2 separate regions of the Homo sapiens genome follow, and region 1 is linked to region 2. Evidence: chromatin loops called from intact Hi-C (ENCODE). Cell type or tissue: OCI-LY7. All regions are shown on one strand. Links, peaks and the distances in the headings refer to the core of each region. The heading gives the core; the rest is flanking DNA.

What was found. Hi-C counts contacts between places; a loop is a spot of excess contacts. Peaks named below come from ENCODE experiments on the same cell type or tissue, not always from the same donor. Only the 100,000 strongest peaks of a DNase experiment are listed, where the experiment ranks them.
Region 1: a loop joins it to region 2, with 8 times the contacts of the local background. A loop is called at or near these places in 10 of 110 quality-filtered maps.

Annotation. Positions count from the first base shown.
Region 1 is chr18:23,075,515-23,079,900 of GRCh38, reverse strand. No RefSeq gene overlaps it. Among named protein-coding and RNA genes, the nearest start is that of CABLES1, 58 kb to the left of the region's middle. In OCI-LY7, for the core only: a CTCF peak has its summit at 2,327; DNase peaks (open chromatin) are centred at 1,100, 1,920 and 2,320; H3K4me3 peaks cover 294 bases; H3K27ac peaks cover 549 bases.
Region 2 is chr18:23,409,578-23,413,963 of GRCh38, reverse strand. All of the region lies in intron 3 of SLC35D4 (solute carrier family 35 member D4), which reads left to right. Among named protein-coding and RNA genes, the nearest start is that of SLC35D4, 26 kb to the left of the region's middle. In OCI-LY7, for the core only: CTCF peaks have their summits at 1,790 and 1,990 (motif pointing right); DNase peaks (open chromatin) are centred at 1,173 and 1,983; H3K4me3 peaks cover 846 bases; H3K27ac peaks cover 1,937 bases.

The sequences.
Region 1 (4,386 bases), core at 93-4,092, 330 kb after region 2:
GGTGGCTCACGCCTGTAATCCTAGCACTCTGGGAGGCCGAGGTAGGTGGATCACGAGGTCAGGAGATCGAGACCATCCTGGCTAACACGGTGAAACCCCGTCTCTACTAAAAATACAAAAAATTAGCCAGGAGTGGTGGCGGGTGCCTGTAGTCCCAGCTACTCAGGAGGCCGAGGTAGGAGAATGGCGTGAACCCGGGAGGCAGAGCTTGCAGTGAGCCGAGATCGCCCCACTGCACTCTAGCCTGAGTGACGGGTCAAGACTCCATCTCAAAAATAATAATAATAATAATTAGCATCTTTGTAAGAATGGCAGAAAACAACTTGAGGTCTTTTAGCCTTTCTCTGCTGGCTATGACACATCTCTGTGCTTCCTGGATAGTTTGTTAGTTTCTGTTTTGTGTTCATTCATTCACTTATTATTCATTCTTATTATTCATTATTCATTCATTTATTCAACATTATTCATTGCAACTTGTGGGAAGAACAAAATAAACAACATTGACAACAAGGAATAAACCCAGAAGCAGCAAGAGACTTGGGAATTTTGTAGTGACGCCAGTTTGGTTTCCACTGATACATTCGGGTAAAAATGACTCCAGTTTGGTTTGCTATGTGGAAGACAAACAATTCATTCCTCACTCACTCTCCTCTGGAGTTGAGAGAAAACAGCCATCCCTCTTCTCCCTCTCTGTGGAAAAAGACCGAATCAGTTGGCGGAGCTTAGCTAAGCTTTTTTTAGTGAAGTTAGAACTTGCTTGGAGACACAGGACTTCCTCTACAAAAGGGCTTTTTTTTTTTTTTTTAATTGAAGGAAACACTGAAGTCTCTTCTAACTCTAGCTGGCCCCCAGCCTGGCTCTCTGCAGCCCCTGCAGTTGACCCTGTCTGACTTTGCCTCTGCAGGAACTTTCTTCACGTTCAAAACCATGAAACATTTTGCCCTGCCTCGGAGTAAAATCAAACACCAGTGAGAACCTCTTGAAGTGAGTTTCCATAGACTCTCAGATGGAAGCCTGGGAATTTCACTGTGCCCCTAAGGAGACCTGAGCTTCCTAAGAGATGAGGACACTTTGATTTCCTAATGTGACTTTTGTCACAGTGGAGCACACTTTGACTCTCACTTCCTGTTTTAATTCTGTTTGGAAATAAAAATCTGCTGAGATTTAGTTTCAAAAGAGCTTCTTGAGGTTTTCTCTGCCAACTAGAAAAGGGAATAACGGCCAGGCGTGGTGGCTCACGCCTGTAATCCCAACACTTTGGGAGGCCAAGGCAGGTGGATCACCTGAGGTCAGGAGTTCGAGACCAGCCTGACCAACATGGAGAAACCCCATCTCTACTAAAAATACAAAACTAGCCGTGCATGGTGGTGCATGCCTGCAATCCCAACTATTTGGGAGGCTGAGGCAGGAGAATCGCTTGAACCCGGGAGGCGGAGATTGCGGTGAGCCGAGATCACGCCATTGCACTCCAGCCTGGGCAACAAGAGTAAAACTCCATCTCAAAAAAAAAAAAAGGAAAAGAAAAAGAAAAGGGAATAAACACAATTGCAGTCAGCACGCACTGATAACCAGGGCTGCCAGTTAACGTGGGGACCTTGCTTTGTTGAGATGGAACACATCCTACTCGGGAGGGCTATGAATGAGGTCTCAAGGGGTGAGCCAAGGTTCCCTGGGTGGAGTGGACTGGGGAACAAGGCAGATGGAGCTGCACCAGGAAAAGCGAGGAGAACAGGGAGGGAGCTGAGGGATGTGGGGTGCATGGGGAGTGGTGGAATAGCAAAGCCTTCATTGGGAGTTGGGCTGTGAGGGGCCTTGTGCCAGGGACTTTACTCCAGAAGCCAGAGGGACTCATGGAAGGTTTCTAGCCTGAGTCAATTTGGTTTCAAAAGATCACTCTACGTGAAAGAAGGAAGTGCTTCTTTCTTAGCCACCTTCTTGGGTGGCTGCTGGGGTAACTTAGGGAAGCCATGCTAAGTGCAGGAGCTGAGATAGTGCCTTTAGTGACAGTAGAAGGGGTTAGAGGAGCAGAGGGGATGGAACCTAGACCTCAGCCATTCCCCGCGCTGCCTCCTGGTCCAGTGATCTTTCTCCTACTCCAGGGCACCACCAGCTCTTCCCCCAGAGCCCTCCTTGGCAGAACAGAGTATACAGTCCCTGCGGAACTGGAGGCCCAGCTAGAGATGGAATATGGCATGCCAGAAAGTTCTTTGAAGTAGTGTATTTTGTCTGAAAAAATGCATGCAAATATTTACGTTCTGTTTCAGAAGAGTAGTGCTCCAGGAAGCTGAACCACTTTTTTAACCTGTGACTCTGGTGCCCCCTGCTTTTCTCACTTACACACATGCCAGGCTGGGAATGGTCCCTGCTCCTGAGCAGCCAGTTTGTTGATATCCCCTCCACACACCATAAGATCATGGACGCCAGGCTTGCTTTCTGGAGTGGGAAGCACATGTGCACAAAGCATACCTGTCTGTGTCCTGGAAACACTGCCTTCACTTCTCTTGAGTGAAAGGATTTACTGAATTGGATTTACGATATTTAAATTAATTTTATTGTCACTCCCTTCAAATTCCTTTTTCTTTCCCCACTCTGATAAATACTCAGTTAATTAGCTTTACAGATCAAGAGTTAGCTAGTGGCGGCCGGGCACGGTGGCTCAAGCCTGTAATCCCAGCACTTTGGGAGGCTGAGGTGGGCAGATCATGAGGTCAGGAGATCGAGACCATCCTGGCTAACATGGTGAAACCTCGTCTCTACGAAAAATACAAAAAATTAGCCAGACGTGGTGGCGGGGGCCTGTGGTCCCAGCTACTCGGGAGGCTGAGGCAGGAGAATGGTGTGAACCCAGGAGGCGGGGCTTGCAGTGAGCCGAGATCGCGCCTCTGCACTCCAGCCTGGGTGACAGAGCGAGACTCCGTCTCAAAAAAAAAAAAAAAAAAAATGGAGTTAGCTATTGGCAGGCACAGACTGCCAGAGTCTCCAATGGGACGCCTTGGCTTAATGGTGCTGCAGAGTATTTTGTGCTTTGTATCTAACGTTTCTAAAATTGACAGTAATAGTGAACACTAACTGGCCAGTTGCTGGGTGCTGGACATGACGTTAGGGTACGTTATTTCATTTCTTCATTACAGCAAGCCTGAGGTAGATATTATTATTGTTTCCATTTTATAGATGAGGAAACTGGGACTTGGAGATAGTTTAAATTTCTCAGAGTCCTACATCCAGGAAATGGTAGAGCCAGGATATGATTTCAGGTGGTCAAATCCCAACACAAGAGTTTTTAGCCTTGACGCTGTAGGGATGAAACTGAATCTCTGGTGAACGACTAGAACATAACACTTAAAATCCTTTGCAGCCCCAGCATTTGATGATTTTGTGAAATCTTGAAGAAACAGATTGATTTGGATGAGACTTGATGAAGGATTGTGGAATATCACTATAAAATCCTACTTTTGGCCAGGCACCGTGGCTCACACCTGTAATCTCAGCAATTTGGGAGACTGAGGTGGGACGATTGCTTGAAACCGGGAGCTTGAGACACAGTCTGGGCAGCAAAGTGAAACCCTGTCTCTACAAAAAATGAAAAAAAGTAGCCAGGTGTGGTGGTGTGTGTCTATAGTCCCAGTTACTTGGGGGACTGAGGTAGGAGCATTGCTTGAGCTCAGGAGGTTGAGTCTGCAGTGATCCTGCCACTGCACTTCAGGCTGGGCTGCAGAGTGAGACTGTGTCTCAAAAAAAAAAACCTCTACTTTTTCTCCGTTCTATCATTCTGAGACAAAAGAGTATCAATAAGAATTAGAACTGTGTTTTTCTTTTTTTTTTTTTTGAGACGGAGTCTCACCCTGTCACCCAGCCTGGAGTGCAGTGGTGTGATCTTGGCTCACTGCAAGCTCTGCCTCCTGGGTTCACGCCATTCTCCTGCCTCAGCCTCCCGAGTAGCTGGGACTACAGGCACCCACCACCACGCCCATCTAATTTTTGTAGTTTTTGTAGAGATGGGGTTTCACCATGTTAGCCAGGATGGTCTCAATCTCCTGACCTCGTGATCCACCTGTCTTGGCCTCCCAAAGTGCTGGGATTACAGGCGTGAGCCACTGCGCCTGGCCCATTTTGTATTTTTAGTAGAGACAGGGGTTTCTCCATGTTGGTCAGGCTGGTCTCGAACTCCTGACCTCAGGTGATCCACCTGCCTTGGCCTCCCAAAGTGCTGAGATTACAGGCATGAGCCAGCGCGCCCGGCCTAAGAATTAGAATTGTGGTTTTCTGATTTTCATTGGGTACATGTATAGAAGCTGCGAAGAAAACTTGACTTCGTTTTTCATTTTTGTAAGACACTGTCTCTAACATTTATCCATGCGAGGAACTCTCCCCAGCCTGGAGCTGCAG
Region 2 (4,386 bases), core at 243-4,242:
TTTTTTTAATTTTTTTTTTTGAGGCGGAGCCTCCCTCTGTCGCCCAGGCTGAAGTGCAGTGGGATGGTCTTGGCTCACTGCAAGCTCCGCCTCCCAGGTTCAAGCACTTCTCCCGCCTCAGTCTCCCAAGTAGCTGGGGCTACAGGCGTGCATCACCATGCCTGGCTAATTTTTTATTTTTATTTTTATTTTTTTATTTTTAGTAGAGACAGGGTTTCACCGTGTTGGCCAGGCTGGTCTCGAACTCCTGACCTCAGGTGATCTACCCACCTCAGCCTCCCAAAGTACTGGGATTACAGGTGTGAGCCACCATGCCTGGCCAACTCTATTTCTTAATACTAACATTGCCTCTGTTCTGTGCTTTTCCTGCAGTCCATCTCCTGAGGCTCACTCAGCGACACATCTAGCCTTGGTCCTCCCAGGAAGGGGTGAGGTAGATAAGGTGGTGCTGGAGGAGGCAACTGCCCTTACAGTGGAGGGTACAGGGTAACAGCCCCTAACACTGCGGCAGGGTCAAAACCTGACCACCTGGTGGGGAAGGAGAGCAGTGGCCTTTCAAACACTGTGGTGTTGGGAGCTGTAGACTGGTTTCTTTGAAGCTCTTATTGGGCTTTAGGGATTGTCAGAACCTTACTGAAGATGACAAGATTTCCATTTCAGCATAAACTAGATTACATGTTGAGAATCTTGGATCAGAAAAAAAATGAAACATGAAGTGGGAAGAAGTGATGATTCTGCATGATCAGAGAGCTGGGAAGAACCAGTGATGAAAGTGCCTTGAGAAATGGAGCTTGAGGCTGGGCACGGTGGCTCACGCCTGTAATCCCAACACTCTGGGAGTCTGAGGCAGGAAGATTGCTTGAGCCCAGAAGTTTGAGACCAACCTGGGCAACATAGTGAGACCCCATCTCTTTAAACAAAACAAAAAAAAAGAACTTTACGGAAACCCAGTGGTCACATGGTCCTTTGTGTATAGCCCAGGGCACTGTCTAGTGTGTGAAGCCTTGAGCATCTCAGCTAGTAAGGTCCAGAGGTTGGGACTCAGACTGCCTTATTCTAAATTGGGCCAACAGATGTGCCAGGAGTAAATATGTTAGCCTTGTGGGCTCTTCTATCTCTGTTGCAGCTACTCAGCTCTGCTGTTAGAGCATAGAAATAGCAACAGACAATACATAAACGGTTGGGTGTGACAGTGTGCCGATAAAATGCTATTTTCAGAAACAGGCAGCAGGTGGGGTTTGGTCTATGGGCCATAGTTCTTTGACTCCATCTCTAAATTATGCTCTGTGAGAAACTGTCATCACAGGACTCTTGGGTTCAAGAAATATTAGGGCTGGACTTCGTCAAGGGAATGTGATCCTCTCTGAGTCAGGAGGAAGAGTGAAGAATGAAAGAGAAAAGTCTAAGGAAAGTGAGAAGAAGGGAGAAAGGGGGCAGTAAGACTGACAAGCATAGTCACCAGTAGTGGACCAAAAAAAAAGAAAAAGAAAAAGAAATCTAGGGGTCTTCTATAATTAGTGATGTAATATGCAGAAATCCTTTCCAACTTTAAAGAAAATACTGACTTTACATTTGTAAGGTATTAGTATTTTAGGCAATTCCAGTAGTCAACATGAACCTTGGTTTCTTTTTGTTTGTTTGTTTTTTGAGACAGAGTCTTGCTCTGTTGTCCAGGCTAGAGTGCAGTGGCATGATCTTGGCTCTGCAACCTCCACCTCCTGGGTTCAAGGGATCCTCCTGCCTCAGCCTCCCAAGTAGCTGGGATTACAGGTGCATGCCACCATGCCTGGCTAATTTCGTATTTTTAGTAGAGACAGGATTTCACCATGTTGGCCAGGCTGACCTCGAACTCCTGACCTCAAGTGATCCTCCCGCCTCGGCCTCCCAAAATGTTAGGATTACAGGCGTAAGCCACCATGCCTGGCCTCTTGCTGTTTTATTTTCATGTTTGGAAACTATTTTTTGGTCCACTAGGTGTCAGTGTAACATAGAATTTTCAAAAATTCAGCTTCAGGAGCCTTTTCAGCACCCATGAAGAGCTAAACTGCAAATTGTTTTCAGGGAGTAGATGTTCTCTCAATAATGCATGCTCTATTTGAAAAACAAATAATTTAATTTAATTAGCCTTCATCTCAATAACGACAGTTTTGTAAACCGTGCCAACAGACTTTTGTTAGCTTCTTATAAAATGCTTTGTTCATCAGGGTTCTTAGGGATGACAGAGTGTGTATGGAAACAAAAAACAGGCCCATGATTCAAACAAGATGCAGTATTTGTGCTTATAAATAGTTAAGAAAGATCATCTATTACCACAGTTTTCAAATTAGACCCCTTGGCAAATAGTCCTTCAACATGGTAAGGTCTGCAGTCTTTGTGGCTAGGAGTTGCTGGGAGACCCTACAGCACACACCTTTCTTTCTTTCTTTCTTTCTTTCTTTCTTTCTTTCTTTCTTTCTTTCTTTCTTTCTTTCTTTCTTTCTATCTCTTTCTTTCTTTTTTCTTTCTTTCTTTATCCTTCTTTTTCTGTCTGTCTTTCTTTCTTCTTTCTCTCTCCATTCCCTTCTCTCTGCCTTCCCTTCTCTCTCCCTTCTCTTCTCTCCCTTCCCTTCTCTCCCTTCTCTTCCCTTTCCCTTCCCTTCTCTTCCCTTTCCCTTCCCTCCTCTTCCCTTTCCCCTCCCTTCTCTCTCCCTTCCCTTCTCTCTCCCTGCCCTTCCCTTCCCTTCCCCTTCCCTTCCCTCCCCTCCCCTCTCTTTCTTTCCTTCCTTCTCTTTCTCTCCTTCCTTCCTTCCCTCCTTCCCTCCTTCCCTCCTTCCTTCCTTCCTTCCTTCTTTCTTCTGTAGCTCAGTATCTCCCTAGAGGCCCGCACACCACAGAGACCTGAGATCCCACCAGGACCATCTCAGGATTTAATTCCATCTTGCCTCCTTTGTGGGCCAGCAGGACAATGAAAGAATAAACCAGCACAGGAGGCCCAGATGGCACCAGCTGAAGAATTAGAGGTGGGGAATTGTTGCATTAGTTGCATGTGCCTAGTTTGTTCCTAATGTTCAGGCCTCTGGCTATCCTAGAATCAGACAGCATTAGATCTGTAAAGGAGGGCAGGTCATTACAACCTCTCTGGAAGGTGATTTGGTACCCAGTTATGAACTTTTTTCTTTTTGTTTTTGAGATGGAGTCTCACTTGTGTCGCCCAGGCTGGAGTGCAGTGGTGCGATCTTGGCCCACTGTAGCCTCTGCCTCTCAGGTTCAAGCAATTATCGTGCCTCAGTCTCCCGAGTAGCTGGCACTACAGGCGCCCGCCATGATGCCCGGCTACTTTTTGTATTTTTAGGGGTTTCACCATGTTGTCTAGGCTCGTCTTGAACTCCTGACCTCAGGTGATCTGCCCGTCTCAGCCTCCCAAAGTGCTGGGATTACAGGCGTGAGCCACTACGCCCAGCCCCCAGCCCCCAGTTACGAACTTTAATGCACCTTTTTTTTTTTTTTGAGACAGAGTCTCGCTCTTTTGCCCAGGCTGGAGTGCAGTAGCGTGATCTCGGCTCACTGCAAGCTCTGCCTCCCGGGTTCATGCCATTCTCCTGCCTCAGCCTCCCAGAGTAGCTGGGACTACAGGCGCCCACCACCGCACCCGGATAATTTTTTGTATTTTTAGTAGAGATAGGGTTTCACTGTGTTAGCCAGGATGGTCTCGATCTGACCTCGTGATCCGCCCACCTCGGCCTCCCAAAGTGCTGGGATTATAGGCCTGAGCCACCGCGCCCGGCCTAATGCACATATCTTTTAATAGCATTTCCACTTCAGGGAATTTATCCTACATATCGCAAAAACACCATGATATGAGACAAGAATACAGTTGACCCTTGGTATATGTGGGGGACTGCTTCTAGGTTCCCTCTCATAACCAGATTTCCAGGTGCTTAAGTTCCTGATATAAAACAGCACAGTATTTGCACATAACCTACACATGTCATCCCATATACGTTAAATCATCTCTAGATTACAACGTAAATGCTACGTCAGTAGTAGTTACGCTGTATTGTTTAGAGAATAATGGCAAGAGAAAGGTCTGTCTATGTTCAATACAGATACAACCATCCTCTTTTTTTTTTTTTTTTTTTAAGAGACGGAGTCTTGCTCTGTCGCCCAGGCTGGAGTGCAATGGTGCGATCTCGGCTCACTGCAGCCTCCACCTCCTGGGTTCAATCCATTCTCCTGCCTCAGCTTCCCAAGTAGCCGGGACTACAAGCATGTGCCACCATGCCCAGCTAATTTTTGCATTTTTTAGTTGAGACGGTGTTTTACTATACATTGGCCAGGCTGATCTTGAACTCCTGACCTCAGGTGATCCTCTGCCTTGGCCTCCCAAAGTGGTGGGATTACAGGGCG